Linked DNA regions of Mus musculus: region 2 is linked to region 1. The links are chromatin loops, found by intact Hi-C in ENCODE. Cell type or tissue: left cerebral cortex. All regions are shown on one strand. Links, peaks and the distances in the headings refer to the core of each region. The heading gives the core; the rest is flanking DNA.

Region 1 (16,399 bases), core at 3,437-11,436:
ACAGTATATCTGCTTACTATCAACCATGAGGACACAGAAGGCTGATATCAGCCATGTTTTGGCTAAGGTGAACTCAGACACCATAGTGGCGCGTATCTCCAAACATAACAAACCTCTCGAAGACTTTGCAAAGTTCTGGAGGGGACTGCCTCACATCATAAATTACAGCTAAAATCTTATTTCAGCTTGGGCTTTCTCTGTCAACACACTCTAAATCACTTAATCATTTATTAACATTTGACATGTTTCTCTAAAAAGAATCAACTACAGCCTATTAGCCACACAGGGATAACCTTATACGGTTTTCCTTGTGAAATGAAGAACAGGGTTTCCTGGCCCTGACACAGGAGCATGCCATGCCATCATTTTGTACAACGATGGAAATATTTTCAGTTTTGAACAACTCACTCTATGTGAGCAAGGAAAGAAAAAAAAATGTGAAACCCTTGAGAGGCAAAGCCACACAACATCCCAAGAAACTTTACTTAACCTTTTTAGGGGCTTCGATTCGTGGAGTGTTCATGTGTCAGATCAAAGGCAAACATAATTTTTCACTGTGCAGCTCCCAGTGTTTGCTAACCATTTTGCCACAAGAATTTGCATCCAACATGCGAAACAGTGGGGACACTGTGTCTCAAGTTTTTGGGTTACTTGAATCTGCTATTGATCTGTTATTTGGTTTGGCCAACACCCTCAAACAGAAGGGCAAGGCTTTCCCACTGGTTCTACTTAGACATCTGTAAAACTGTAAAGAGGAATGGCCCATGATCTGATGATAGCCTATGCAGGACATCACGTGTGTACAGCCATTGATCTGTCACTGGCTGCTGCAGCTGCTATGCTGAATGGACATCAGAACATCAAGATGTTTGTTAATAGATCCCACGTCACCCAGACACAATAGCCTTCCCACTTGCTCCTTTTCAAAGAGAATAATTTTCATGTACTTTTAATTTTTGACACTTTGGGGTTTTTTTGTTTGTTTTGTTTGTTTGTTTGTTTTTGTTTATACTTCTTTTAACTTTAAATGCAAATATCAAAGATAACCTTGGTTTCACTTTTGGCACAAAATGTTTCTGCCATTTCTGTGTCTTTAATCACAATTAAGATATAACTGACATATCTCAGTTACTGGACTGGTAATGAGAGCATTGTTGCTAAATTTGGAGGATGATACTGCCCTGCCAGTGATGCTGACCACTCTTGTATTGGTGTGTGTGTGTGTGTGTGTGTGTGTGTGTGTGTGTACCCTTAAGCTTCACTGGGAGGTAACTCTGATGCTGGTCTCTCAATATTTACTTTTCTAATTAGTTAATTTTACTCAAAGCTGTCAAGAGCCGCAAGGGATCTATGCAGGGATAGTGAGAAAAGAGAGCTAGCCCACAAGGATAATTGATAATGTCACAAACAGAAAATGCCTGCCTACCTGCCAAGGTCATCTCTTTCAAAACTAATTTTTGGGCTCAGGGTAGCACTGCTACATTTTGACATGCCTGCATTTTAATGCTAAGTGTGTTCCAACCTAGCAGGTTAAATGTTAAAGATCAGGAATGTTGTCTAGCAGGGTTATGCATCCATAGTTCTCTCTATGGTGGTGGCACACAAAGTCTCAACAACAGCAAGACTGCACAACAGCACCCCAGCGTTTTCCTCGATTAAGTTTGACCACAGTGCACGTGGACTACATTTAGATCCTTATCACAATAGTTAATGGAGAAATCCAACCTACCTTCCAGTTTGCAACCTGGTCTGAAAAAGTTCAACTTGGTTACACAAAAAAGGAAGCTATTGAGAATTATACATACTCAGTTATTCTTATAAGTACAACACAGAAGAGACTTATATCTTTAAGCAAAACAATTAATTCCAAAGCTCATTATTTTCTCAAGAACTTAAAAATTTATGCCCAGGAGTCTTCAGTCTTTTAAAAGTATTACTGTTGAGCTGAATCAAGTCAATGTAACAATCCAGACGACCAGTAATCCTACAGTACGTTAGTATCCAGATGTACTCTCAACTTTCCTACACAGCTTTGATGTTTGGGCTACCACAGCTCAGTAGTCAGACACTATGGCTTTTATTTGCAACTAAGTAGATGCCTCCATCATTTTATAAGTAGGAAGTATATAAGTAGCTTGTGAATAGGGAGAGATTAAGCCTTACGCTGGGGATTTGAATAGTAGCTTTTAGTCCACTGTACATATATACACCATGTCATATCATCATGGACATGGTGACTCAAAAACATAACCCAGATGTTAAGATATGATATGTGCCTGGAGATATATCGAAGGTAGTGATCAGAACCAAGGGTACAGTAATAACATAATGTGACATCACTTATATCAGCTGCAAGTACATACACTCTTTGACTTAGCACTTGAAGTTTGAAGATGTATCCTTTAGATAAGGTTAGACATACACATGTGTGCAAATGTGTGTGTGTGTATGTATTATGATGCTTGTAGTCATGTTTGTAATGACAAAAACTGAAAAAGAAGAACACTCCAAACATCAGCTTCCCTTCTTATTTTAACACAGGAATGCAAACATTCTGATAGCTTTTTATTATTTGCTTACTATGCACCAAGACCAGGGCCAGATGTTATCTGTCTACTTACTTATCTACGAAGTCACATAACATTTGGTATTGTATCCGTGTGTCATATTAAAAATACACACTGTGGATGGTTGGATTTCCCCCGCTTTCGACTGTTTTTTATGTTCTTCAATGTAAGCATAGCCCAGGCATCCTAATGTGAAAGATTCAGAAGATTTATTGTTTCACACATAATTTACATGAGTGTTAAAAGTGTTTAGTATCTGCAACTTGCTTGCTGTCCTGAGACTCTTCCCTCGCCATCAACACAGGGTCCTCTTGATGGAGGACACCACAGAATGGCTCCAACTAAGTTTCTAGAGACCCAGATTCTGAGAAGAAGCATGGCAGGACAGAGGAGGGCAGGGCAGGGTGGGGCGGGGTGGGGCAAGCAGGGTGAGGCGGGGTGGGCAGATTTCATAAGGTAGTCAGCTCCTTGCAGATAAGACTTCATGCAAGATGCCACCTGTATTTTAGACAACTTTTAAGGATTGACAGGAGCTGTGACATGGTGTGACTTGTCAGCATCACTGAACTCTACATAATTGACCTTCAGATGAATGTGAGAGATTCAGAGGGACACTTCTGACCTTCTAGGGCATAGTAATAGAAGTGCTGATGGAGTCTGATTCCAGAGGGGCTTAACAGGCTGTCAAAGAGTTAGAGACTTGCTTGCTTAGCAATTCAAAGCTATCCCTTTAGACGCCATCTACAATAGCATCCGTAACTCACTAAAATTATTCATTTGCAATTATAATGCCCAATGTTCTAAAGCTCTAAAAACGTATTTGTAAAAGTTACAGATAGCTACAGTTATTTAGGGGACTCAAATGACTTTTAACTCGTCTCAGGTGTTCTGGTAAATAGACTTTAGGATAGCATCCACTACACTGTATAATCTAGACTATCCACTATACTGTATAATCTAGACTATCCACTATATAATCTAGACTATCCACTATACTGTATAATCTAGACTATCCACTATACTGTATAATCTAGACTATCCACTATATAATCTAGACTATCCACTATACTGTATAATCTAGACTATCCACTATATAATCTAGACTATCCACTATACTGTATAATCTAGACTATCCACTATACTGTATAATCTAGACTATCCACTATACTGTATAATCTAGACTATCCACTATACTGTATAATCTAGACTATCCACTATACTGTATAATCTAGACTATCCAAGAGGACTTCCAGGCTGCAAATCTGACATTTCAGATGAATTCTGAAAAGGTTTAGCCTGGGTCTTTACTTAATACGACCATGAGTCACAAGTACTCAAGCTGAGGTCCTGATGAAGCTCAGGCTGGAAAAAGGGCGAGCTGTGCCTTAGCACTCTTGATGCAGTGTGATAGGGAAGGCTACTGGTTCTAGGACCAGATACACTGGGTTCAAGTCAAGAGGAATCACTTTCCAGCGCTGTGATATTGGGCAAATAAGGTCTTCACTTCCTCGGTGACTTAAATCGGGGTTGAGAGCCATACATTCTGTGTAACTTTATCTGAGTAATATAATGAATAAAATGAGTTCATAATGCCCCAGAAACAGAGGCCACTGTTACAGCCTCAAACCAAATCCAAGGCAACACTGTGGGTTTGCAGGAGATCATGTTGACACTCCTGCCTGTGGGACCTAAGCTGATGACTTGAGTTTCTTTCAGACAGATGTAGATGACTAAGTTTAGTGACTCATCAGTCGGTTCTAGGAGTGAGCTTTAGTGCATTGAATAGCTTTGGGGTAAAGAATGTGACTTCCCAGGGAAATAATAGAGGAACTGGAAAGGAGACCAGCAGTGCTCAGTCAGATATTCACCAGGAAAATCCAAATAGTCATTTGACCAGGCAGAAAGTACCATGGTCCAGGAAGAATCAACTTATATGTGGTCTAGTGGGAACACACGGGAAGATGAGGTTCTAAACTCTGCCTTTCACTCAACAGTTCAATGGCTGGCTGACATAAGGAGTTTCTAGCTTGGTTCAATGTGTAGGTCAATGAAGCCTGCCCAAAACAGAATTCTGTGGACTTTCTGCGCAAAGCTAGCAAAAGTAGATTATAATCTTCTCTTTGGGGAGGAATCTGATTCAGTTATTTTACATTTTCTACTGTAAAGCTTCCCAGTTCAGTTTGGAAGAGCTGAACTGGACTGTTTTCATTGGCCACCATGGAAAGAAAGATCCATCTTGCTACTCTAAAAAAGGGGGCCACCTCTGATCACATGTAAAGAACTTCTCAGCTTATATGTCTCCAGGCAAATTCTCAGAGGCCATCAAAGGTGATTGCTGTCCCAGAGTTTTAGCATTTCTCCTTTGTATTTCTGGTAGTGTTTCTCTCCAGGGTTTGGATCCTAATCTATGTCCCATCTCTAAGTCTCAGAAATGTCTGGAGTTCCCTTAAAATGTGGCTACTGGGGTCAGGATTCCCAGGGACCAATGAAGAGCAATCTCAAAGGCTGCCTTAAGGTAACCACTCATGTCATTATGGTTACAGAGCGCTCTCCGACCTTCCCCATCCTAATACTCTCAGCTCCTTGCATAGCACAGAGGCTTGGGTTGGTCTTTGGCAAGTGGACAAAGTACATTCTCATTCCTTTATACCTGTATGGTGTTTATGTGTGACTTTCTATTGATGGCAGTGGGAAGAAGTGCTACATAGTTGCACAACTCTAAACATTTTTGGACCTTTTATTCGGTCTGGTTTTTTAAAATATTTTATTTTATTTTATTTTTGGTTTTTCGAGACAGAGTTTCTTTGTGTAGTCTTGGCTGTGCTGGTACTCATTCTGTAGACCAGGCTGGCCTCGAACTCAGAAATCCACCTGTCTCTGCCTCCCAAGTGCTGGGATTAAAGGTGTGTGCCACCACTGCCCAGTCAGTCTGTTTTTATTAACATCACAAACACCCCCTAGGTGGGCACTAGAAGCTGCATCGGGAAATAGAAGAGAAGGAGACCCCCATGCCAGGATGCTGTACTGACTTCTAAAACCACCTGGAGTCAACAGCGTGGATGTACATGTCCTGCCTTGTCCTCTGAGCCGATTTCTTCTCTGAGCCTATTTCTTCTGATAGCTGTGCAAACCACCATATTGCTTACTACTGACAATTTTACTGACTTTATTACGGAGTTCTCCACTGTCCTGACCGTGTCTTATGCATTACCATGAAATATCAGAGATAATGTCGCAAAGCTTACATCTGGGAATCTGAGGTACTAGAGCCTGCTTTCTACCTTGAACTCATGGAGGGCCCTTGAACATCTTATTATACGTGTAAAATGGCAATAACTGCCAATGTGTGGGTTGCCACAATGGATAAAGGAAGTCATGCATCTAACCTGACACTTGGACCAGGACACTAATTCCATGAAGAGTATCCAAGGCCACTCGAATCAAGGAAATACATTTTTACTTACCATTCTAGGCCCCTTTAGCCTAAGCCAATTGTTTCCTAAAATCTTACTGACAGGCTTTCTGGGTCCTGAAAACCATGTTTTCCAAAGTTACCTTACCCATGAATCATCTGTACACCCAAGATGCAAACTCTGTTTGGGGCAGATTTGCACTCCTCACAAACTCCCAGACGATATTCATGATCCCACTTTGGGGACCATACTTTTAAGAGGTTGTGCCTAGAAAGACTGACTTCCAGGCTTGTGATTCCCAACTGTTAAATGTTGTCATAGTTACAAAGGATTTTTAAAATGTATCACTGCTGTCATCTTCACCAGAGCTTCTGATTCAGTGACCCTGGGTCAGGGAATCTGAATTCTTCTTTCCTAACAGATCTCCAATAGTAACAATGTCACTACCTGGAAAGCTACACTTGTCAGAGGCTAAGAAAACCCGCAGGAAAATCTCGTTCAAATTCAATTGTCACTATTGGCAGAGGAGCAGTCTCCTTGAGAAAGTGTCTAACCCCCCCCCCCCACCACCACCAATACTTTAAAGATTGCCACTTTACCACTCAGCTTACAACCCCACCTTTGGTTTCCAGATCCTCAGATCGTTCGTTATCAGGTACATTACCTTGTAGGTGTTAATGGGTATGTCTATGATGATGTGCAGTAGGTCTCCCAGAGCCAGACTGGCGATCAAGATATTGGGACCATTGCGCATGCACTTGTTCTTGTAGATGATTCTTAGCAGCGTGGAGTTCCCGATGATGCCTAGCACGAACACGAGGCACGACACAATCGTGTTGATGTATTTAAAAGTCTTGCTGATCTCAATATTTCGTTGGCACGGAGGAGGGAAGGATCTTGGCGGGACTCCAGCCCCCCTCCCTCCTTTGGTCACCTCCGCAGGTGCGGAGGAACGCATCAGACTGGAGTTGGAACCTCTGGTCCAGGAGGTCTTAGTGGGTGGCGTCATTACCTCTTTAGTCCCGAGAAGTGACAGCGTGGCTTGGGCAGGTGGGAATCCTCTTTTCTCTCCCCATACCCCCAAGAAGCCACAGGCCAGCAGCAGCGCCACCAAGGCGCGTCCGCACCGGCTTGCGGGCGATTGCATGTTACAGCTTGCTCCTGTGAGAGTCTGGTAGCCGCTCTGCTGTTTTCAGTCTGGAGACCAACTGGGGAGTGAAGACAGGACACTTAAGTCAGCTACCCCAGCCAAGCCTCTGAAAACACACTAGCCCGGTTGCCTCTACCCGCGCCTTAACAGTAAGTTAAGTTTGCGCGCCAGTGGGGAACTTGGGCGCACGCCACCCGCTGGTCTGCATTCAGTCTCCTCCCGGACCCTGCTCGCAGAGTTTTAATCCCCAGCCCTGCCGTAGACCAGTCGGTGGGGAGGAGCATTCGGGCAGGGGGTGTTCCAGACTGGGGAGGGTGCGTGTCCCAATGAAAGAACACTCGTATGTGCCGGGAAGAAGCAAGCCCAATTTTAGCTAAGCTTGGGGACCCGGAGTGAAGGCACCTAGCGGCCAAGGGCATACGTCAATGCACTCAGCCAAGAACCGAGAGAATAACAGATCAGCACCAACTTCTGTGCTGTCCCAGTGACTTCAAACACTCGCCTTACAACCCAATCTCGGTTTAAATCGCTGTCGTGTGTAAGTTTTACTAATTAAAAAACCCCCGAACCACTAAGCAAAGCGGAAGCCCCAAAGCACGGTTCAGCCACAGATGTTAATTCAAAGCTAAACCAGGATGGTTCGTTACCTCGTGCGGATTGGAAGCACCAGGAGCAGCGCCACGAGCAGGGAACCTCCTTCCCAGGTTGTCAACTGCCCTAGGGAGCTTGCGGCTCTCAGCAGGCGTCCAGCTGCTCCTAAACAGGCCTCTCGCAACTGAATGCAGCTCTGGCTCTGACAAAAGACCGAGAGAATGCCAGGCAGCGGATCCTCAGCAGCTTGAGCGGGGTCTTTGCTGTCCCCAGACAAGTACTTTTATTCATTCGGTCCCTTCCCAGCATCAATCAACGCCAGACTCCTCCCGCGTTTTCTGAGCGACCTTGCCACAACCTTTTCCCTTGGGCGACGCCTGGACAGTATCAGCCCCAGCTGACCGCTGGGAGGGGCAGTCCTAGTTCAGAGTTGTGTCTCACATAAAGCTGTTTATTTCTTACTCAACGAAGAAACTAACATATCCCATGACAACCTGGGATCTGGAACCTAGGAGAGAAGGTTCTGTATCAACCTGGACTTTGAATACTCCGACTGTTCACACAAATGTCCTGTAGTGATTCCCGAAATCTGCTTGGTTTGGGGAAGTTGTCTTTCGTTTGTTCTTGTTTTTTGATTTTGTTTTGTTTTGTTTTGTTTTGCCCTTAAGTTTTAAGCCAGCATGCAGGGCGGGACGCTTTCTTCTTCGGCAGAGGGACTGCCCACCCAAAGGACCAAAAGGCCCTGTAGATCTCTCTCTGTGCCCTGTAGATCCCTCTTCCTGTGTACTGAGGTGCCATTACTAGGGGTCTTTCTACTGTTGCCTAAAGGGACCTGAGGCAGAAGACAGGAAAATACTCAGGAAGCCTATTTACAAATTCAACCTGACGCTTATTTTACCAGACAGAGCAAGGAAATGAACTCTCCCTGTCATTCTTGGCTTCTGTCTTTATGGTAGAGAAGGGAATGCTAGGGATCTTCCGTTGCGCAGAGTGGTGGGTGAGGTGCATTATTCTGCTATCAGCAAGATCCTGCTGTGCCTGCAGAGGAGGTCATCCTCTAGACCCCCTTTGTCTCCCAGCTAGTTCATTGTACAACTAGGATTTGCATCTTAGATGGGCAACGCCTATCAAATGTTTCCCATGAAGCTGGAAGCAGAACGTGCGCGTGTATGTTAAAAGGTGAACTTTAAATGTGGACTGTAGTTAAGTCTAAGGGATGGGAACTATGGCCTGGGCATGAGCACCAATTCCAAATCAGGTTGTTTTGAAGACAATGTTTATCCTCCTGCCTCAGTGAAGACAAGGTCAGCATGGAACTGCTTCACGTGGACTTTCGTGCCAACATACAGTGTTGTGCAATAAGGAATTCTTTGTGTGCTTCAGTAAGGATGTGCCTGCTCCAAGGGCAGTTTTGAACCTGTCCCTTTGACACAAGTCACTTTCACTCAGGCTTTCTTCTCTACCTCTCTCTTTCTCATCATCTCTATTAGTGTGTCTTCCATGCAATGGGAATGTCCCTGCTAATTCCTGCTGAGATGTGCCTCTGCCCTGTTTTTTAGAGCACTTGTAGACTACTAACGCTAATTTTGTACTTGACTATCGTTCTAGCTGCTTTACATGTCAATTTGCCTCAACCTGAAATTACTTTGCGGGGAGATCCTAAAGAAGACCCTGCTTGAGGGGCTGGCAAGATGGCTCAGAGGTTAAGAACACTGGCTGATCTTCCAGAGGTCTTGAGTTCAATTCCCAGCAACCACATGGTGGCTCACAACCATTTGTAATGAGATCTGATACCTTCTGGTGTGTCTAAAGACATCTACAGTGTACTCATAAATAAAAAAAAGTCCCTGCCTGAGACATTGTCTGGGTGAGGTTGGCCCATGGACTTGTTTGTGGAGGTAGGGGGAGGGGGGAATCACCTTAATGTTTATTAAGGTAGGAAGACCCACTGAGCATGAGGGGACATCTGTTTCCTGGGCTGGACTCTGAACTGTACAGAATGAAGAAGGCTGGTCAGGCATAAGCAGCGAGCACCCTGCACATGGATTGACGTTGCTCTGCCATATGTGGATGAGATGTGGTGAGCTGCCTGAGATCATGCCTTGACTTGCCCTCAGTGATGAAAGTCAAATCACCCTTTCCTTCCCGAGGAGGCTGCTTACAGTCAGGGTGTTTTATCACCGCAAAAGAAGTGAAGGTAGAATAACCTATAGAGGTTAGTGTGGGTCACTGACAAGGTCATGTGAAAGAACTGTGCCAGGCCAGTGACTGAATGAATGCTATGATTATATTCCTCATTCAAATCAGCACACCCATGTGTAAAATGCTCTTCTACCAAAATGTTATTAAAAATATCTATCTGGTGTGTATGTAATTAAGTTCATCAAAATAGTTTGCCAAATCAGTTTGCATAGTGGGAGGATGTAGACTCAAAAGCCTGGTCTAAATCGAATCTAAATCTAATCTAATCTGATCTCTGTATCGGGTCAGTGACTGAAAGAATGCTGTATTCCCTTGGTACCAGGCCAGAGACTGAATGCTGCGTTCCCTCTACACCATCATAGTACCTGCCACAAGTTGAGCTCAAAATATAAGTTTTTTTAATAGGTTGATGATTAAACTGATTTCAAACTACTCAATTTTAATTTATTAATTCCTGGTGGCCAAGAATATAGCCAAATCATTTTAAGCTCTGTGTAATTTCTTTTCTCAGTTGTACTCTGAATTCCAATATGATGGGCGCATTAAACTACCCATTGGCTCTAGGAACTATCACCCAATTAGGCCTTTTTCTTCACAGGAGCTCACGCACTCCCTCACAGCAGTGTTGGCATTATTCTTCATGGATTTATATGTAGTGAATGTGAATCTCAAAAATTCACTTTGGGTCATATTATTAGATTTAAACTAGATTTAAGCCAGGCTTTTGAGTCCACATTCCCCCACTATGCAAACTGGTTTTGTTAACTATTTTGATTAACTTAATTACATACACACTAGATAGATATTTTTAATCTCCTTTTGGTAGAAGAGCATTTTTCACATAGGTGTGGTGATTTGAATGGGCAATGTCCCCACAGGCTCATCTCTTTGAACACTTAGTCCCATGTTGGTGGCAATGTGGGGAGGCTCTGGGAACTTTAATTTGCTGGAGGAAGTATGTCATTAAGGGAAGGGCTTTGAGATTACATAGCCTCGCTCAGATTCCAGTTTGCTCTCCCTGCTTTGTGTTTTTGATTGAATATATGATCGCTCAGCTTTTGGTTCCAGCAAGCTTGCCTGCATGTAGCAGTCAATCCCTTTCCCTCCATTTTGAACTTTCCTTTTGGAACCATAGGCAAAAATCAACTCTTCCTTCCATAAGTCACTCTTGGCCCTGGTGTTTTTTATAACTGGAAAGAGAACTAAGTAATACAATTGGTAACATTTCACTGAAAGTTATCCTTAAAGATTTAACCTTATTGTGTAAGGGTAACTGTAAAATGTAAAGATTAAATCTTTGATCTTCATGAATGGCCATCACCTAGTCACACGAAGATAAATCTGGGTTTCCTACCACTGCCTTTCTGGAAAGTTATCTGAGTCTACGTGACGCATAGGCAGAGTTCCCAGAAGTCTTTGTAAGTATCTTCTTGAAAGTGACTCTCCAAGAAGATGCCACATGGAAGTTCTCTCCCAGAATAAATCTTTAATAAACACAAAATTTGTTTACCACTCAACTATGGGTCAAGGGAAAGATTAGTGTCCGTGGGTGAAGCTTTATCTGGGCTTGTGCTTCAATAATCTGGGAATTATTGTTAAACAGTAGAGAGAGTAGCACTTATTGAAAACTACAAATGAAAAGGAGATTGCGATAAAAGAAAGCCACCTGATGGTGGAATCTACTCGGAAGGAGCAAATAGCCAAGTGCACTCCTCCTCCTCCTTGTCTCAGCCGTGGATCCTTCACGCTGTCTCACTGGTGGATTAGGCTCTACTGCTGTAGGCGCAGACTTTTTTGCGTTATTATAAAAACAACTCTTATTAACTTACAGATGAATTGACTAGTTGTGTGAAGGTTTCATTTGCATATTGAACGCAATGTACCGAAGTTTAAGAATATAACATTATGAGGACTTTGAGGGTTGAACCAATTTTGTGTTTATGAAAGATTTATTCTGGGAGAGAAGTTCCACGTAGAATCGTTTTATGTAAAGAGTCACTTTCCAGAAGACACTTAGAAAGTCTTCTGGGAACTCTGTCTATGCATCACGTAGGCCCAGATAACCTCCCAGAAAGGCAGTGGTGGGTGATGTCCCAACACCTCCTTTAAATGCTTTAGCTAGAAGGAACTGGAAACAAGGCTGAATAGACTTCAGAATTTGTTTTTCAAAGAAGTTTGCCATGGGGAGCTTGCTCAAGGCAAACATTTCCCCCTGGTGAGAGAAGAAAAGAAAAAGCCTTTTAGCCACAAAAAAAGCGAAGACTTTCATACACTCCTCTTGATATGGATGCGCCCTTTGAAACCTATTTTGAACCCTAGTGCTGAGGGACAAGGTGTGTGAGAAGGCCAGGTGGCACTGCTTCAATTGCCTCTGCACACAGTCCCTGGGGGACCAGAGCCTGTGATCAAATGGAAGTTGAAGTAAGAGCATAAAAAAGGTTTAAAATGACCCTATGAACCAATAGCAAGCACCCCTCCCTCCCTCCCTCCCTCCCTCCTTCCCTCCCTCCATCCCTCCCTCCCTCCCTTTTCTTTCTTTCCTTCCTTTCATCCTTTCTTCCTTCCTTTCTTCTTTCTTTCTTTCTTTCTTTCTTTCTTTCTTTCTTTCTTGTGTAGCTGTGTTAGTCTAATTGTTAATTAAGGTGCAATTTGTAAACAAATAAATAGAGAAGACATAAGTATACAAGTTGAAGAATATATTATTTCATTTTATTTTATTATGTGTTCATATATGCACTGCGTATGTGTGTGGGCACATATGCCTCAATGCATGTGTGAAAGTTAGAGGACACATTGCTGTAGTCCTTTGTTTTTTTCACCATCTAGGTACAGTGGCTTGAGCTTGGTCACCTGCTAAGTTCCTTATTCACAGAGCCACCTTGCAGGGAATTTAGAAACATTTGAGAAATGGGTATACCTTGCCCCCAGTATATACCTAACAACCTATTTTGTAGGACTAGTATATAGCCCAGCTGGCCTGGAACTCTCTGTGTAGACTAGCCTGGTGTCAACCTTCTTCTTGAATGCTGGGATTATAGATGTATATACTAGAGGCCAATCCTTCTCCTGAGTGCTGTAATTACAGATATATATTCTACTTTCCCCCTTTCAAACTCCATGTATTCTTGCAAAATAGCAAAATTTGATTCCTTAGATTTTGGTACTATTTTTGCTAAAACATCCATATGATATTGATTCCGTTTTATTGATTTTATACAGATGGTCAGATTCTGAAGTTGGCATGTGGTTTGTAATTAAAGGTATGCTCATAAGAGAGAATCTAAGATTTGAAATTTTATCAATGATTAGTGGTTCCTATCTATAGTCTATGCCTCCAATATAATGAAGCTTTGGTAGGCTGGGTGATTGCAGGAGGCAATCACTTATTTTCTGCTTATAGGAAATAGTAAAATTGGAAAAGCCACACTTCCTTTGTAAATTATTTGAACACAATGATTTTTTCTAGTATTTAAATAATTTTGTGTTTCTTTAACACGTTTTAACACAAATTTTATTAAAGAAAATTATGTATGACTTGGTCTATAGATTTTAATCTGTGCGTAGACTTCTTTGACATCATATTAAAAATATATTCAGAATTCCATTGTGAGTACACCTGTGCTTTCTGTGTTTGCAAGGGCATAGGACATCTATGAAACTTTATATCATTTAGTCATAGAGAAAACACTGTTGTAACTTGAGGTCAGAACAATTCAATCACATATAAAGCGCCAACTGAAAGACATTTCGAGTCGTGTGTAATTTACAATGAGTTTTTGCTATTGTTTTTATTTTTCCTTTCCATTTTCCCCATTCCATTCTTCTGATATCAGGAGTGACTAAAGAGGTGTACCACATTCAGAGGTTAGAAAGAAGAAAGAGTGAAACTTGGCATAAGTAACGGTGAATAGAAGCTTGTCATTTAAAGAAAGCAACAGGTCTTTGTAGTATAGAATAGAGTATCCTAGGAGACACCAAGAAGAATTTCCTCTGCAGGATTGTGTTACTTAGTCCAATGACATTTAACTAATTAGACATTTCAATCTCATTTCTGTGGAAACCTTTGCCATGAAGTTCTGTGGCAGCCAGGAGTGGGGATGCAGGCTGGTGTTCTTGACACTCGGGGTTGACTCAGGAGGAATGAGGCCAGCTCATGCTAAATATGATCTGTTTCAAGCATCCTCACCCCAGAGGTTTCTAGATGTGCCTTGGAGCTGAGCTGTAGGAGATGCAGAATCTACTTGCATCCAAACTTAAAGGGAAATAGGGATTTTCCTGAAAGTTCTATTAACTCTACGATGTGTGAACAGTGAGTTGTACAGTCCTGTAAAACGAGGAACTCAGAGGGATGGTGCACTGTCAGGTCAGGAAACCACTGGGACCTTCAAAGCTGTGCCAACGTCATTAGATTGGTTTCGGTCTCTTTAATGTGCAGACACAGGAAATAGTCTTTTCTCTTTGGGGCCTGAAGGAAAAAGAACTAGTACTGCCCATGAAGAAAGTGAGTCTGAAGAGACTTCATGAGCCATCAGGCTATTTGAACGAAGCTCCTCACATGATCTCATGGGAAAATAGGAGACTCACTTCCTACAAGGCTGGCATAAGAGAAGAGTTGCTGAGGTGGTAGGTACCAAATAGCCTGCAGAGAGGCAGATAGGATACAGCAGCAGGGAATCCAGAGGGGGGCAAAATTTTTCAATATCCACATAGTCTGTTCTACGTTTGAAACAGTTCTTATGTAACCTGGTATTGTTTGTAATAATTATATATCAATGAGGAAAAATAATAGCATAATTATTTTTCCATTAATTTTGTGATAGTTAATCTTCACTATTAAGTTACTGGATTTAAACTCACCTAGGAGATATATTTTGAATGAGTTTTTAGAGTTTCTTGAGAGGTTTAATTAGAATGGATGTGTGACCCTCAATGAAGCTGCAAGTTAAAAGGATTGGGTATAAAAGAATGAGAAAAGAAAAGGAGCTGAGTGTGAGCTTTCCTCTTTTTCTCATTTTGGATTGCAGATACAGTGTCCTCACATTTCTTACGCACATGACTTCATCCTTATGTGACTGACTGTGTCCCCTCAAAACAGTAAGCCAAGCCTAAACTCATCTTCCTTTAAAATTGCTTTTGCCAAGTAATTTGCCACAACAAGCAGATACATTGTTCATATTTAAACCAAGCTGTCTTCTAGAATAAGTAGATTATAAGAGCAAGACTAGAAAAATGGGGTTGGTCCAGATTACAAATCTCTCTAAATGTTTTGGAATTGAAGTAACAGATTTCTTGCCCTTCCTTCACTCCTTTCATAAAACGGAGAATCCTGAATAAATAAATAAATTATGATGCGAATTACACTATTCTGTTTCTTTGTTGTTCCTTCCCTTTGGCACTCACATAGATGAAGAAAGGAAGAAGCTGGTGGTTGCAATGAAGACACACTGCAGTGCAGCTTGAAGTGTGCTTGCCTTGGCAACAGGAAGAAGGACATTCGTGCTCCCCTCTTCTCACTCTCACCCATCTCTGCTTTTGGTTTCCTCTTGACTGCGATTTCACATTTTGAAACAAATGGACTCACCTCAGCCTGCTTAAGGGTAAGCATTTTCTACTGGATAAGGGAAGAGAATTGCCAGGGTGGGAAAAGGCCAAGACAAATAGATTCTGCTATGGAGACAGACTCTAGCAGAGGCTGTTCAAATGAAGAGAGAATTGTGTTGTAGAGGAGATGCAAGAAGGGGTGGTAACAAATGCCATGCAGGTAGGAAGGAGATTGAGGGCTAGAATCAGTTGATAATCAATACCAGGTAGCAAGAGTTAACTATGCTAAATAACAAACCTTTGTCCCTCTGGTCAGGAATCCTGGAATTTCTTACTTGAGTGGTGCTGCTCTGCATCCATCCATCTTTCTTTCTTTCTTTCTTTCTTTCTTTCTTTCTTTCTTTCTTTCTTTCTTTCTTCCTTCCTTCCTTCCTCCCTCCCTCCCTCCCTCCCTCCCTCCCTCTCTCTCTCTCTCTCTCTCTCTTTCTTTCTTTCTTTCTTTCTTTCCTTCTTTCTTTTTCTTTTTTTATTAGATATTTTTTATTTACATTTCAAATACTATCCTGAAAGTTCCCTATACCCTCCCCCCCCCCGCCCTGCTCCCCTATATACCCACTCCCACTTCTTGGCCCTGGCATTCCCCTGTACTGGGACATATAAAGTTTGCCATACCAAGGGGCCTCTCTTCCCAATGATGGCCGATTAAGCCATCTTCTGCTACATTTGCAGCTAGAGACATGAGTTCTGGGGGTACTGGTTAGTTCATATTGTTGTTCCACCTATAGGGTTATAGACCCCTTCAGCTCCTTGGGTGCTTTCTCTAGCTTCTCCACTGGGGTTTCTGTGTTCCATCTTATAGATGACTGTGAGCATCCACTTCTGTATTTGCCCGGCACTGGCATAGCCTCATACAAGACAGCTATATCAGGGTCCCT
Region 2 (16,399 bases), core at 2,674-10,673, 65 kb before region 1:
TATGTTTCTATACCTTGGCTACTTTGGATAGAAGTCCAATGAGTGCAGAAATGCTATAATGTTTTTGAGACCCTGATGTTAATTCTTTGAGCTAAATACTCAGTAGTGGGATAGATGGAGTGCATTGTAGGTCTATTTGTGATTTCTTAAGGCATCTCTACGGTGTCTTACCTGTATTTGAAACCAGCACTGTGAAGCAGTTCAATTTCTTCACACCTCGGTCAATGACCCCTACTCTCGGCATGTGTATGTAAGTGTGTGCAAGGGCTTCTCACTACATCATGAACTTCCATGTGTAACATGCACTCTCTCTCTCTCTCTCTCTCTCTCTCTCTCTCTCTCACACACACACACACACACACACACTCACTCACTCACACATGCAATGATACTATGTAACTAATTTAAAACAGAAATAAATAGATAGCGTCAAGACCTTGTTCTGTCATTAAATGTGGAATTCATGTACTTCAAAATACGGAGTTACTTGTCCGGGACAATTCACTGAATGATCACTCTTCTGGTGTCCTACGTAAGACATTTTGGTCTAACCTAGGATAACAAGGGCTTTCCTTGTTTCTGGAAGTTTCTATTTCTTTAGCTGTTATAGTCTAGTTTTGGCATTCAGATCTGATATGTTTTGTTAACTGTATGATATGAGATAGGCATGGACTCATATCTCTCCATTTTCCTGTACATATACACTCATAACCACTGCACTTACTGTAAACTATGTCAAACTTTGTCTCATTGAGTTTCCCTAACTGTCTGTTGAAAGCCGGTGACCTTAAATACAAGTGCTTACTTCTACACACAATTTTCTCTTGATTTATATGCCTATTCTTATGCCTATAAAACTCTATTGACATGTAGCCTTATAAGCCAAGCATGGTGGTACATAACCTGTTATCCAGTATTTTCAGGAATTGAGGTGTGAGGGTCTAGATTTTAGTGCCAACTTGAATTATGTAGAGATTTCAAGGCTAGCCTGAAACACTTATCAAAACCCTACATAAACACACACACAAAGACAGACAGACACACGCACATACATGCAACCTCACATGTGCACACATGCACAAACACACACACACACACACACACAGCTAGGGAGAGAGAGAGAGAGAGAGAGAGAGAGAGAGAGAGAGAGAGAGAGAGAGAGAGAGAGAGAGTGCTTCAAAATTAGATGATTCTAATTTTGTTTAACTTTGTTCTTCATTTCCAAACTGCCTTGTCTTGTTATGATTTGAGTATAAAAGATCCTCACAAGGCTCATATATCACTTCTGTGGTCTCTATCTGGTGGTGCTATTTTGAGAAGTTTTGGAAATGTTAACAAGTAGGTCCTAACTGGAGGATGTAGGGCCGAAAAGACACACATTCAAAGGTTATTCCAGTCTGTGTCCCTTCTTCTCCCTTGACCTCTGGTCTGCCACAAGGTGAACAGACTCTCTAGTCGTTACTGAAAGTTCAAGTCATATACAGTAGCTTGAGCAATGTATTAAAAGCTATCTTGACGACCTAACTGCTTCTGCTTCCACGCTTGGTGGTGTAGCTACCACCCTCCATTAACTTTCTAAGCATGCTGATGGCTGCTCATGTGCGGCAGAAAAGCAGCCAGGCCACTTGGTGCTATACTGCTCAACTTCAGTCCCCATTCATTGGAGTATACGTTTGCAAGGATTGTGCAGGTTCCTTAATGGTTGACTATGGATATAGTCATTATAATTGAACAAGTTAATTAGATATTTAAACAAATGCAGTGTGAAAGGCAAGTTTTTCTGTAGAAAGCGAGGCAGGAGAGAAAGACAGGGAAAGTTAGGGACATGGGAAGGAAAGGAACTCCTCGCCTTGGCTGAAACCTTTTACCAGGCAAGAATGAAAATGTGTTTTCAGATTCAATAGGATAGTTGCACAGATGAGCTCTTTGGCTGCCTGAATAAGACCAGGATCGGATGAACTCAGATAAAGTCCCACCCTTAGTGAAGAAGGTTTTGGTGGCTGGTGGCCGCTGGGAAGACAGCCAGCCAGTTTTCTTTAGGTGTACTGCCCCTGAGAGGCTATCTAGGCTCCAGTCAATGGTCCTACAGCCATGCCTGTAACAGGTAGCTCTAAGTTCACTCCGTGAGCTTTTCAAAAGAACACATGTCCTTTTCAAAAGAGGACATGGTGGTGTGGGGGGTGGGGGGAATAAAATAGGACTTGATCAAAACATATTATGTGCATGTATGAAATTCTCAAACAGCAAAAATTCCAACATAAAATACATTTGCTTAAGCCTCTCACCCCAGCTGTAAAGGTGCTGTTTCCAAGGAGTCTCACCAGAAAGCAACTCACCATCACCTAGACCCCCCCCCCCCAGTAACCTAGTTGTGTCCCCCCCCCCCCCCCGTGGTTTTATTTAATTAAATTATAATCCTACTCAAGGTTCTTCCAGAGCCACCATTCAATCTCATTTATATGCTAAAAAGAGGGGAAGGGAGGAAGAAAAAAGGTCCCAGTAACCCCTTGAGATACCCACACAATTGTTATCTTCTCAGGGAAGCCCACACTGTGCATTGAGGTGCATCTTTTATTTTGAGCCTTCATTTCTTTCTCTTAACCCTTGTGATTAAAATCTATGACTAAAATCAGTAATAAACTTCAACTCTGCTTCATACCAGGTTGTTCTGGAATTATTTTTCATTGTTTTCCCAATGATCTTTTTGCTTGTTTGTTTTAAATCAGAGTTGAGAAGGTTAAAGTTCATGAGACTAAGGGTGTTCTGCCTGTTGCTGTGGCCCTTACAACATGTAGTTGTGCCTCCATTCCTTCCACTGCAGATAGAAAATACACAGAAGACACCCCAAAGAGGAGGGATTTTAAAAGTGACTTTAAATTTGAATTCAATGAGATAAGTCTGTTTGGGGGAAAAATTTTAAATCTAGAATCTTCCACTAAGTTTGTTTTTGGAAGCTCTTGCAAGTATTGCATTTTCGTAAAATCATTTATTTTAAAGATGACTCTGAAATCTTAGGCAAACTTTTAAGAGAGTTGAGCAAGCAATAGGGTCAAGTAAGGAAATTCAATTGACTGAATTCTGTTAGAAGGCTGAAAATAATTATAGAATATTAAGTTAAAGTACATTGTGTTTGGACACACAAACATTAAATGTCTGTTTCAATTAATAGTCACAAATAAACAGTTTGTCAAAGAAGTATTTTTCTACATATTTTTGCTTTAAGAATTTTGAGATTATATCATAACATTTTTCCTCCCTTCAAACTCTCCTGTGTGCCCCTTGCTCTTCCAAATCCATGACCTTTAAAAATTAGTTGTTATTAAATACACACACACACACACACACACACACACACACATTCCTAAATATAACCTACTCAGTTATTTGTATGTATAATGATAACCCTAAGGGTATAGTAGTGGAACACATAGCCAACAGCTCTCTAATTGGATTTAAGACCTGCTCAACAAGAGGAAAACTATGATTGGTATAGCTAACTACTCAGTGAGTGTTAGTGAAGACATAGATATTAGTGGAAAACATCCGTTTACTACTTTATTAAGCCAGCATAATCCCTAACAACAATCTAAACATTTGTCCTTATACCACAGATAAGGGTAATCTTCACCCCTCATGAAGTAGACTTCTCTCTGCAAGAGATGGAGACCACTACAGAAAAAAACACAACCAATCAAAATGCAGAGTGGTAGAACTATTCCCAGCTGATACCTCTACAAAACACCCCTGCATCCAAAGCCCCGGGAACATTGCAGGAGAGGTGGTGATGTTGCCAAGGTCAGAATATCAGGAACTCTGCTGTGAGGTTATGTCTCCTAATAATGCCAGAAGCTACACCCAAGAAGTCTCACCAACACAACTGTCCAAACATGGGCTGAACAGAGACAACTCTAATGGTCGTACTAAACTGTACTGGGAAAAGCCCATGAGGCCTCAACCCTATACATAAGAACTACAGGCAACTAAAAGATGCTGAAAGTAGGGGAAATAGTATCCCACAGAGGAGCACATCATTTGATTTTTCAATAACAAATTGCCAACCCTGAAAACATATATACAAATAAGACGTCTTGCATCCAACTTCTAAATGTCCCCATGGTAGTTTTGTGATTTTTTTCTTTTATTTTTGAAGATTTATTTTCTTTTTTTTTTACTTATGTGTATGTATATACATGTCCCCACAGAGACTAGAGTCAGATGTCCAATTCCCTGGAGCTAAGAGTTAGAGGGAAATGTGGGCTGCAGGGAATTGAACTCTAATCCTTGCACGAGTGACAGTCTTAAGTACTAAACCACCCTTCTCCTTTTCCTCTTGTGTCACTTTTCATGAGGTTATTTCTAGCACCTCAGACAATAACAATAGTGACAGACTTCAGAATTGATTCCACCCAAGCCCACCGTGTTGAGCTGATGAGTTCATTGGGATTGCTTACAAACTCATCAGTGAGGACTCCTTTTAGAAGCATGAGTGACTAGGGTAGTTCCTCACTACAAAGCCCACCTCAGCATGACTGACACAGCTACAAAATTGGCACCCCCCTCCTTCTACAGCAGTGGTCTCAACCTTCCTATTGCTGTGACACTTAAATACAGTTCCTTCTGCTGTGGTGACCTCCCAACCATAAAATTATTCGTGTTGCTACTTCATTACTGTAATTTTGCTACTGTTATGAATCACAATGTAAATATCTGATATGCAGGAGATCTGATTGAGAGCCCCACCAGAGGGTCATGACACACAGGTCGGGACTGCTGTTCTACAAGGTAATGTTTCAATCCAGTCATTCAACTACTACGGAGCTTATCCAGTTATGTCGTGCCTACGAGTTATATGACAGGCCTTCAGATTGTAAGGAGTATGTGATCCAGAGAGAGTGAGTCAACTCTTGCATTTGGATGTGAGAAAATCCACTCAAACAACTAACTTGCAGACCGAGTGGTACTATACCTTTTCCAAAGGAGATTGTTTCACAGGGCCATGAGCAACGACTGGTGTTTCCTTGCTCAGTCAGTAGCTGCTAGAATCCTAGGGAGAGAATGTAAGGGCATGAAGGAAGCAGCAAAGGGTGAGAAAGGGTTAATTTTCAGAAACTAGCCCTCTGGAAGATAATTGCAAGCCAAGTGAAAGAGGAAAGGGGAACTGGCCTGAGAATCCGTTCTTGTAGCATTGTTCATTTTGTGGAGAAATTCTCAATTTGAGCCCAGTGGACATTGTCTGAAGCTTTGGGTATTTGTTTTTTGTTTTTTGTTTTTTGTTTGTTTTGTTTTTGTTTTTTTGTGCTGCAGTTTGGCTAACAGCTTTGTGTAGGTGGACGCACTTGAGAAAAAGACTGTTACATTAGCTGACTTCTTCCCAATTAATTAGAAATCAGAGAATTAGCCTTTTGTGATCTGATGAGAGGACTATCTTACCACAATGAAGGTTGTAAATAATTGTTTGTAAAAATCAAACTTTGGCCCCAGAAATAACTCAGTTGGCATGGGTCTTAGGCTGAAGACAAGCAAAGTTCGAGGGACAAGGAAGCACCCCCTTTCCCTCAGTGAACCCTCTTTCCCTCAGTGAAATGTCCATTAGCACCGTGTGAAGAAGCAGCCACAAAGGCCCCAGTGTTCCTTCAGAGTCTAGTCTGTCTGTAAAACGCTTTCGTTTGCTAATGTGGCCTGAATCGCTGACAAAGGCCGGTGTTGCGGCTTGGCTTCCAGACTCTAATCCCTGGAAGGGAAGAGAAGCCTTCCTTGGCTAGCTTTGTAATGAGCTTGTCAAACATTTTTTAAACCATTTAACAGAAAGAGGTATTGTGATGACAAGACACAGCATCTCCCTTTCTGGAGATTCAGCGGCAGGCAGGGAAGCATCAGGGAGACTCTTCCCGGCTCCAGCTGCCAAAGCTCCCACGCAAACGCAAACGCATGTGTGGAACTCCTTGGTGCGACTCCCTTGGGATTATTAGTTTTGACTGTGCTTATTGGCTTATTTTGCATCTGTTACCCCACAGAATTTGCTATGAAGGTTTTGCTGTAAAAATAAATAAATAAATAAATCTCCCAGTTAATCTCAAGTTTCCTTCGGAAGGCTAATATAAACCACGATTACAGTCACGTTTTGTTTCACTCTCGGAAAGGACACTGGGGCAAACGAAACTGAGCTGCATGGAATCCCCCTTTCTCCGGCCAGTTGAAGATTAATTTTCAGACACTTCTTTCCAAGCCAAATACAGTCAGTGCCCTGTTCGTTCCTGTCCATCTAAATGGCTGAGTCTAATACTGTCTTGTTCAGGGGATAAATGTCCTTATTGTTCTGATTTAACAATGGATTGGCTTTGTGGCTGCCAAGCTCTCTAAAAGTGCACTAGCCACACTCCTTATGATGATTGCTGGGGTCAAAGACAGGACTCCACTCTATCAAAGGGCACTCTTTTCCAAAATCAAACAGGCTAAAGCGCTTTAATTCTTCTTGGAAATAAACAGAAAGAGAAGGTTGGCAAGGGGGAGAGACTGTGGATTTCATTCAGACTCAGAAGTCTGAGAAACTAAGAAGGCTAAGAAGCTCTTACATAAGTAGCGCTCTGGCCATCTTCATGTGCTCTGGAGGAAACTGGCAGGTGCGCTGCGGTAGAACTCACCGATAATCGCCTCGTGTTGTGAGTGGTGGAGAGCAGAGGGGAGGGTAGAAAGTGGTACCAATCACAGCCATTGGGTTCCCAGAGATTTCATCCTATTTCCCTTCTCTTCATTTTTCTTTCTCTCTTTCTTTTCTTTCTTTATTCCCCCTTTCCCTTGGGTGGGCTATCATTCTATTAAATGCTTCTTTTCATTTACATGGCTTGTGAGGAGTACTGCTTGTGTGTGTGTGTGTGTGTGTGTGTGTGTGTGTGTGTGTGTCTGTCTTAGAGAGGGGAGGAGGGGAGAGTAGAATGAATAAGGAAGAGAGTTGGAGTTTTCCGGGTTCTCACCAGGAAATTAGCCCTGTAAGTATCTTTAAATGCTGGAATGGAGACAATCTGTCTGTATAGAGAATCTCACCAGCACCCTCATTGTTTATTTTAGCGCCATCTGCCAGGTTCGAGGTTAGGAGAACTGGGTGGGAAGTTTACACTGATGCTTTTTACGCTCGGCCTCTATTTTATATGATAGTTAAGTAGCTAGCTACCCAAAGCACAGTTCCGCAGTCTGAAAATAGGATCTTTGTTTCTGTGGTCTCTTGCTACTAATTTTAATGACTACAATACTTACAACAGGCTAGGCACCATGGCACACATGTTACATTTACGTATTTAATCTTCATAAAAATCTTGAGGAGTGATCAATATTATTATTTCTATTTGTGGTAGTTAGCTTTCTATTACTGAAATAAATAATAATAATTTAAAAAAATGGGTTCTTTTGACATGACCAGTTGGTTCTGTTGTACTTTGGGCCGTGCTGAAGCAGAACACCATAGTAGGAATGTGTAGGGAAGAAAATATGGGTACCCCGAAGCTAGGGATACACAAAAGAGTGGAAGTGACCACAGCCCAACAACCCTGTTCAAGATCATAGCCCAATGACCAATAGGCTTCTCATTAGGCCCCGCCTCTTGAAGATGCCTACTACTTCCCATTAGCCTAATGGAGTGGGGGCCACACTTTCATCCATTAAGTCCTTGGGAGGAACTCGTCCAAACTACACTGAACGCTTTTCTAGGAAAGAAATTAAGGCTCAAAGAGATTAAATAACTTAATAAGGTCAGAGAACTAGAAGCTAGAAGCTGGAGGAGGTTAGTGTGAAGCCTAATTTTAAATTGTCAGTTGATGTGGGGCAGTGGGCTGCGCACAGACAGTCTGGTCTCCAGTCGAGCAAAGGTCTGGAACTCCGGGAACCCGATGGGCAGTGACTTACACCTACACGGGATGGAAGGTGTTCGATCATGTCTCCTGGACCCCTGGCTCCTGTTGAAGTTACCGCCACCAACCCCACCCCGCCCCCACGCCCCCACAGCCCCCACAGGAGAAGTGTGTGACTATCAGTCACACAGACAATGTCCCAAGCTTCTGGCATTCTGGCTAGACTCCACCCCCACAGTTATCTGACTATAGCAGGTATGCTCTGCCCCATAGTTACCTGGCAACAGCTAGATAGTCTAGCCCACTATAAAAGGGGCTGCTTGGCCCCTCGTTGCTCTCTCTCTCTCTCTCTCTTTAATATTTTTTATTAGGTATTTTCCTCAATTACATTTCCAATGCTATCCCAAAAGTCCCCCATACCCTCCCCACCTACTCCCCTACCCACCCACTCCCACTTTTTGGCCCTGGCATTCCCCTGGGCTGGGGCATATAAAGTTTGCATGTCCAATGGGCCTCTCTTTCCAGTGATGGCCGATTAGGCCATCTTTTGATACATATGCAGCTAGAGTCTAGAGCTCCGGGGTACTGGTTAGTTCATAATGTTGTTCCACCTATAGGGTTGCAGATCCCTTTAGCTCCTTGGGTACTTTCTCTAGCTCCTCCATTGGGGGCCCTGTGAACCATCCAATAGCTGACTGTGAGCATCCACTTCTGTGTTTGCTAGGCCCCGGCCTAGTCTCACAAGAGACAGCTATATCAGGGTCCTTTCAGCAAAATCTTGCTAGTGTATGCAATGGTGTCATCGTTTGGAGGCTGATTATGGGATGGATCACTGGATATGGCAGTCTCTAGATGGTTCATCCTTTTGTCTCAGCTCCAAATTTTGTCTCTGTAACTCCTTCCATGGGTATTTTGTTCCCAATTCTAAGAAGGGGCAAAGTGTTCACACTTTGGTCTTCGTTCTTCTTCAGTTTCACGTGTTTTACAAATTGTCTCTTATATCTTGGGTATACTAAGTTTCTGGGCTAATATCCACTTATCAGTGAGTACATATCATTTGAGTTCTTTTGTGATTGTTTACCTCACTCAGGATGATGCCCTCCAGGTCCAACCATTTGCCTAGGAATTTCATAAACTAATTCTTTTTAATAGCTGAGTAGTACTCCACTATGTAAATGTACCACAATTTTTGTATCCATTCCTCTGTTGAGGGGCATCTGGGTTCTTTCCAGCTTCTGGCTATTATAAATAAGGCTGCTATGAACATAGTGAAGCATGTGTCCTTCTTACCAGTTAGAACATCTTCTGGATATATGCCCAGGAGAGGTATTGCGGGATCCTCCAGTAGTACTATGTCCAATTTTCTGAGGAACCGCCAGACTGATTTCCAGAGTGGTTGTACAAGCTTGCAATCCCACCAACAATGGAGGAGTGTTCCTCTTTCTCCACATCCTCGCCAGCATCTGCTGTCACCTGAATTTTTGATCTTAGCCATTTTGACTGGTGTGTGATGGAATCTCAGGGTTGTTTTGATTTGCATTTCCCTGGTGATTAAGGATGCTGAACATTTTTTCAGGTGCTTCTCAGCCATTCGGTATTCCTCAGGTGAGAATTCTTTGTTTAGCTCTGAGCCCCATTTTTTAATGGGGTTATTTGATTTTCTGGAGTCCACCTTCTTGAATTCTTTATATATATTGGATATTAGTCCCCTATCTGATTTAGGATAAGTAAAGATCCTTTCCCAATCTGTTGGTGGCCTTTTTGTCTTATTGGCGGTGTCTTTTGCCTTACAGAAGCTTTGCAGTTTCATGAGGTCCCATTTGTTGATTCTCGATCTTACAGCACAAGCCATTGCCGTTCTATTCAGGAATTTCCCCCCTGTGCCCATATCTTTGAGGCTTTTCCCCACTTTCTCCTCTATAAGTTTCATCTAGCTCTCACCTTTCTTACTCACTTCTCTAGCTGTCCTTCTCTCCCTCCCATCCCCCTTCTCTCCCCATAGCCATGGCCAACTTCTTTCTCTCTCCTTCTACCTTCTCTCTTTCTCCCTGCCTTTCTACAATAAAGCTCTTAAACCATAGACCATCTCTGCTCATCAAAGCCTGCTGTGTTTGAATGATGGGATAGGATTTCCCCTAATGAGTTGCGTCTAATTTCCCTCCAGAAGGCCTTCCTACGCTCCAGCCACAGACGGGACCAAGGACTCTCGCCCATGTGGGGACTACCCAGCTCCCCCTCTCCCCTGCCCTCTCCTCCCTTCGGCTCCAGAGATGACTGATCTCAAGTCTTCCATGGTGTCCAGCAGTGTCTGGGATGCCTGGGACTGAGAACCTGTTACCTAGAACTGCCCCTTGTTCACCCCCCTCCCCCACAGAGCTGGGATTCCGTGGATTCACACAGCCAGACACTTACCTGGGGCCCCCGTGGAAAGCATGCGGCAGTTCTTCTGCATCTGCCCTCCCAGAGCACCGAAACTCTGGCGGGATGTGGGTCTTCTCCCACTCCCTTTGTTTCCCCACGCCCACTGCCCAACAAGTTGACACAATGTAGAACCATCTGGAAGATGTTCTCCATGAAGGCTTGTCTAGATTAAGCTGACTTGTGGGCGTGTCTGGCGGCGGTATTGTTTTACGTTAATCGATATGGAAGATACAGCCCATTGTGGTCAGTGTTATTCCATGGCCTCTCTCCCTCTTTCTACCTTCTCTTTCCCCCTGCCTTTCTACAATAAAGCTCTAAAACCATAGACCGTCTCTGCTCATCAAGGCCCCCTGTGCTTGATCAAGAGTTTGGTTCCTGGGCTCTTTCTCCCCTAAGTTTCTGGGTGTCAGACATTGTATCACAACATCAGAAATGAAATGAGAATAATTAGAGATCAAGGAGACATGAAATTCTTGTTTGTTTTTGGCTTGCCCAAAACTCTAATTCACCTTTTGTTGAAGTAGCTCCCATCTTCGTCCTGCTACTTATACATACAAGAGCCTTCAGAGCAACTTCCTTGTGGCATAACTTACTATTATTCTCTTATCTTCATGAAAGTTTCTCTTTCTTTTAATTTTGTATATGAGAAACTGGATTTGAGGAAAGAAATATTTAGGATTTTTCAAGAATACTTAAAATGTAAAAACAGAGGTTATAATTTCAGTAAGACTTAGGAAAAAATTCCTATGATTTTTTTTTTCAGTCATTTTCCAAAACACTAAGGTAACAAAAACATTTGAATCTGGATCCTACTAGTTGTAATTGTATGAAAATTTCATCCAGTTTATATCGACACTTGTCTTGGCATAACTCTTAAAAATACCTAAATAAATAAGTAAATAAATAAATAAAGGATATTTATTAAAAGAGTAAACCATTTTGTGTATGCATGATACAATTTATATCTGTATATTATGAAATGATTTATCACTAACATTATTTTTTGCCGAGTTTTAGGAGCACAAAATGTTTTGGTATTGAGTCCCATTATTGAGTTTAAATAAAGGAAGCAAAACTGCACAATAACTTTCACACACAACTTTAATTCTGATTGCTTTTCTATGTATAATGTCCACAAACACACAAATTAGCTACCAGTTGGAATTTTAAATGAGAAGATGCATCTTTTGGTGACATTACTATTCTGAAATTACACTTCCTGAGAAACATTTGCTTCTCTATCTGCCAGTCATTTACGCCAAGAATCTTCCCTGATGGACAAGTGAACCCCTAATATGATGCGCTTTATTCATGGATATGAACAAAACCCAAGGAGCTCAATCCTTCTCTGCTCCCCACTCAAGTGGATTCTTCTTGTACAGACTCTCTTCTCCATCATTCCATCACTTCCACAAGTACCGCCATCTTCTTTCTCCAGATCTCCCCATGGACATGATGCACCTGGGTCCTCAGTAGCTGTGGGGTAGGACTTTATCCCAAACTAGGTTGTACTGACTCTATATTCTGTATTTTTATCTAGGATGCCATGGTGGAAGGACCAGAAAGCTTATGAGCCTGACCATCTCTATCGGGAGGTTTCCTTGATGGTGTTCTTCATTCCTGTTCTTTTTGACCCTGGAGTCTAAGTTTACTCACCATATTGTGAACTCCCCACTATGCATCCAATAAGAATTTTCTGGTTTTTGTTTAATTTAGCTGGAATCAGTTACTGCTGCTCCTAAAACCTGGCTCCGCAGACAATCAATTCTATAGTACTCCCTCCTACTTCCCCCTACTTCCTCTCTGCTTCCTCCCTACTTCTTTCCCTTTTTGCTCTTTTTTCTCCTTTCTGCCTTCTCTCTTTTCTTATTGTCTCATACTTTTATTGCCCGTGCTTAGAGGTTTTGAAGGATGAATGAAAAATGAAAAGGCGAATGCAAAAAATAGAAAAAAAAAAAAGAAAATATTTGAAAGATGTTTAATCCCAACTGCTTTATTTATTTTTCTTTTCAACTAAAATGGAAGGATCCCTGGCCGTATATTTTAGACCATTCCAAGTCTTATGGGAATGCAGTAAAATATGATTATTAGTAGCAAAACAAAACAATACAAAAAGCAAAGCAAGTTGATCCCCTCTCCAAATTATTCAGCAAACCCAACATTTTCATAATGTTGGTCTTTCAAACATGTTCATGGCTCATGGCTTGTCTAAACTAATTAGACAGTTTGATGGATACAATATTTATTTTCAAAGGATCACGCCAGATCTTCTTATAAAAGTAATTAACAAAGTTATTTTTGGAAGTTAATGTTTCTCTGTAGCAAGCTGGGAGAATTTAAGTTTTAATGTCCAGAGATGGTGTCACTAAAGGTGCATTTAAATATTTAGCCAAAAATTAGAGGGCCTGAAGTTACAAAGTTTACTTGAAAGAGAAATGAGTCACATCACCAGGAGTTTATCTCTTAGACTTGCTTGCTTGCATGGTCACCAGAAGTCTGTTTTGTTCTTGGTTCCCTCCTTAAGACATTCAACAGCTGTTGCTTCCCCTAAACCGTAAACTCCCTCTTCCTGTACTACCCAGGCTGCTATAGGCACAGACAGTCCGGAAATGTGAGACACTTTGGTAAATAACAGAAGTTAGCAGTGATAGGAATAAACTGTAGATCCTTTTAGGAACCAGAGCAGGGTCCTCTTACATCAGCACAGCAGATTCAGGTAAGCCTCAGCATAAGCCACTTACGGAGCAAAGAACTCGGCCCACCTACGTCATTTCTATGAGCATAATCGTAGCAGACACGTACAGCTGACTTCTATCTCAATCTGCCAAACTGTTTTTTCATCTGTCAGCAAACTATCTCCACTTTAATTAAGAATGCATTGATTTTTGTCTTTTTTATTGTTCATAAAGCATTCAGTCTATTTGCACTTTATTTACCTTTTAAAATTTATTTGTTTATTTTTGTGAGCATTGTTATTTTACCTTCGTGGTATGTCTGTGCATCACATGATGCATGTTTGGTTCCCCTGAAGGACAGAACAGGCTTCAGAGCCTCTGGAGCTGGAGTTACAGACTGTTATGAGCTGGAATGTGGGTCCTGGGAATCATACCCAGGTCCCGTGAGAGAGCAGCCAGTGCTCTTGACCACAGAGACACCTCTCTAGCTCCCTGTACCTCTTTTAATACCTAATATGTTACTTGATCCTGTTTTAATGTTTTGGGCTTTATAAAAATAGATAAAGTATTTGTGCCAATTAATAAGTTTAATAAAAAAGTTAGATCCAATCTTGCATTTCAGATAATTCTTATACCTCCTGAGACATAAAAAAATCTTCCTTTATATACAAAAATAATCATTGGACTTTTACAAGTATTGTGCCAGAAATAGCAGGAAGGGTTTATCACTTCAGTTTTAAAATAGTAAGACGAGCTTAAAGCAAAGCAAACTGTTCTGAGAATTTAGTGGATTTAGAATAGTAAAAATTTTCCAATAATAAAAAATTTCAATGCACACAAAATTTTGGGGCAGTCAAAATTTGGTTTTGAGATTAAACCATTGAAGAATCAGGAAATCAAGTGAACGGATTCAGGACCATTTTTCAGAAGTGACTGCAGGTGGAGTTGGACAATCTCTACTGAGCAGGTGTGAAGCTCAAAGCTTTAGCGAGATCTCAGACCTGGCATAGGCACTGCTCTTTCTCCTATTAGACCAGATAGCCCTGACTGACACTGGGAGGGATGGAGGGACGCTTACTTGAGGCCATGGGAAGTTCGCACTACAGTGACTAATAAAACTGTGAAAGCTCTTCACCTTTTTCATATTTCATGTCTTTTCCTATAAAATCATATGTGCAAATATGGATTAGGAAACTAGGTTTTCTCCTTAATATTATACTGAAAGTAATATTTTCCTTCCTCCCAACCTAAAGAAATGTACAGAAAATGTTGAGTATACACAATATACCCCATTGGATTATTTGTTATTTTATTATCTTTAAGCAAATTAAAAACACAATTTTTTTTACAAATTTGTAAAAGTGACCGTAAGTAGATAATTTTGTCCATAGAATACAGATGAATTTTATCAAATTCTCTCTATTGTAAATATAAACGAAACATGAATACATTTGTACACTCATGTAGTTATTCCTGTTATTTTTGTAAAGTATGGGGAGCTTACCAGAGATGACCACTCAGACACAGAGTTTCAGCCTACTGGAAGTCTCTATTCCAGCTGTTTCGGATTACACGCAGGTGTTTGGGGATCCAGGTGTGGCCCTGTGCATCCAGAGCATGGGGTATTTTAACATAAACCCACACTCTGGCATCTTGTTTGGCCATCGCGGGGGAGTTTCACAGAAGCAAGCTACTGGTTTAACAGAACCAGAGATAAGTTAATTTGGGCATCTTGATTTTGGATTCCTAAAGCAGAGCTGGGTAATGTTCCATGGGATTCTCCATCAAGAGGATCAAATTCTACTTAAACCTGAAATGGACTCAGCACGAATACAAGATGGCAGAGCCTCTGTCACAACAGTGTATGGGCATTCCAAAATTTTTTGAGCAAGTCTTATTATTGTCATAACCTTTTGTTAATGATTAAATAAATTCTATTGACTTTACTCTTTTTAAATTATGTTTTAAAAAACAAAACTAAAATGATGGAAAAGAAAAGCTCAGTAGGTCAAATACAGAGTTTACCAAAGAGTTTATCGGAAGCCTCGTCAATAGAATAGATTATGTGTGAAATACAGAATATCATGATATGAACACAAAAAAGAGAATTGGATTATTCAGTCAAGGTTAATAATAAAAAAATTAAATGCATGAGTGGACATACAATGACTTTGTAAGAACATCATAAAAAGATAAAATCTATGTATTATAGGCATATAAGGAGAAGAATTTCACTCGAAAGACATAAAAATATATTTTAATAAAGCCATAGAAGAAAATTTCCTAGCTCTAGGGAAAGATACCTATCTAGATACCAGATTATATGGAATGCCAAGTAGATAGAACCAAAATAGAAATTCTCCACAAGGGGGCTGTAGAGATGGCTCCGGGTTAAAAGCACTTGTTGCTCTTTCAGAGAACCTGGGTTTGATTCTCTGTACCCACATGATGGCTCACAATTATCTGGAACTCTAGTTCCTGGGGATCAGATGCCTTCTTCTGACTTCTTTGAGTACCAAGCACATACTTGGTATACATATTATATGCTAGCAGGACATTCACATGTAAAATAAAATATAGTTGGTGTTTGTTTGTTTGTTTGAAAAGAAACCCCAATGGTATAATATTGTAAAAATATTAAATGTGCTGAACAGAGAAAGTATATTTAAGGCTGCAAAAGAGAATGGACAAATCACATGCAAAGGCAGGCCCATTAGAATAACTACAGGATTTCTGATCCAAACCATGTAAGCCAGGAGGACTTAGACTAAGAAGACCGAGGAAGTCCCAAACATCAGAGAATGATCAAAATGATGCAGAACAATACATACCATATCAGTAATAAATCTGAGTGCCACCGTTTTAATTTCACTTATCAAAAGACACACAATAGCTGATAGAATTAGAAAACAGAATCTCTTTTTGCTGCCTGCAAGAAACACATTATTGCAGCTATCTACTCTCCATGTTATCATGTCTACGTCTCTATCAATAACCCCAAGTTATGATTTGCCATGTTCCATTTGGGCTACTCTTAACTCCAATTGGCAAGCCCTCATGGCCATCTTTTCATGACTCACCTACCCTATGACATCTTCTCCTTTCTCCCTTCGTGGTTTCTCCTCAGACCACAAACCTGGAAATGGAAATCCCACCTACTTCTCTTCTGCCCACTTGCTGTATGTGAGGATTCTCTTGTCCTAGAGGCAACCAGGGCCAGGATTTAGCATTGCAATATATAGCAACAGATCAAGCCTCAACATAAGATGCTTTAAGTGTGACCCTTAAAATTTCTTGTGCAAAGAGTTTAATAAAGTTAGAAACGTAGACTTTTTAATACAGTTGTAACAAGAAAATTACTAGGTAAAATTACCAAGACTGAGACAGCGAATAGCCTCTAGTGGTTTCAGAGAATACTTCATATGCCGTAAAGGTTATCAGATGTTTTATTTTTAATGTAGG

Evidence for each region. Peaks named below come from ENCODE experiments on the same cell type or tissue, not always from the same donor. Only the 100,000 strongest peaks of a DNase experiment are listed, where the experiment ranks them.
Region 2: a loop joins it to region 1, with 2.0 times the contacts of the local background. A loop is called at or near these places in 5 of 42 quality-filtered maps.

The regions. Positions count from the first base shown.
Region 1 is chr14:103,836,350-103,852,748 of GRCm38, forward strand. It overlaps Ednrb (endothelin receptor type B), which reads right to left and starts at 8,127. Exons shown (of 8, transcript NM_001136061.2): 1 at 7,778-8,127; 2 at 6,645-7,188. The coding sequence starts at 7,127. Gm35197 (a long non-coding RNA gene) reads left to right here. Exons shown (of 3, transcript XR_383715.2): 2 at 15,328-15,520. In left cerebral cortex, for the core only: a CTCF peak has its summit at 7,487; DNase peaks (open chromatin) are centred at 4,293, 6,856, 7,279 and 7,876; H3K4me3 peaks cover 1,541 bases.
Region 2 is chr14:103,772,447-103,788,845 of GRCm38, forward strand. All of the region lies in intron 1 of Gm35197 (a long non-coding RNA gene), which reads left to right. It overlaps Gm35116 (a long non-coding RNA gene), which reads left to right and starts at 6,473. Exons shown (of 2, transcript XR_874924.1): 1 at 6,473-6,659; 2 at 10,006-11,973. In left cerebral cortex, for the core only: no CTCF peak of the experiment used is centred there; DNase peaks (open chromatin) are centred at 5,766 and 6,341; H3K4me3 peaks cover 1,107 bases; H3K27ac peaks cover 1,664 bases.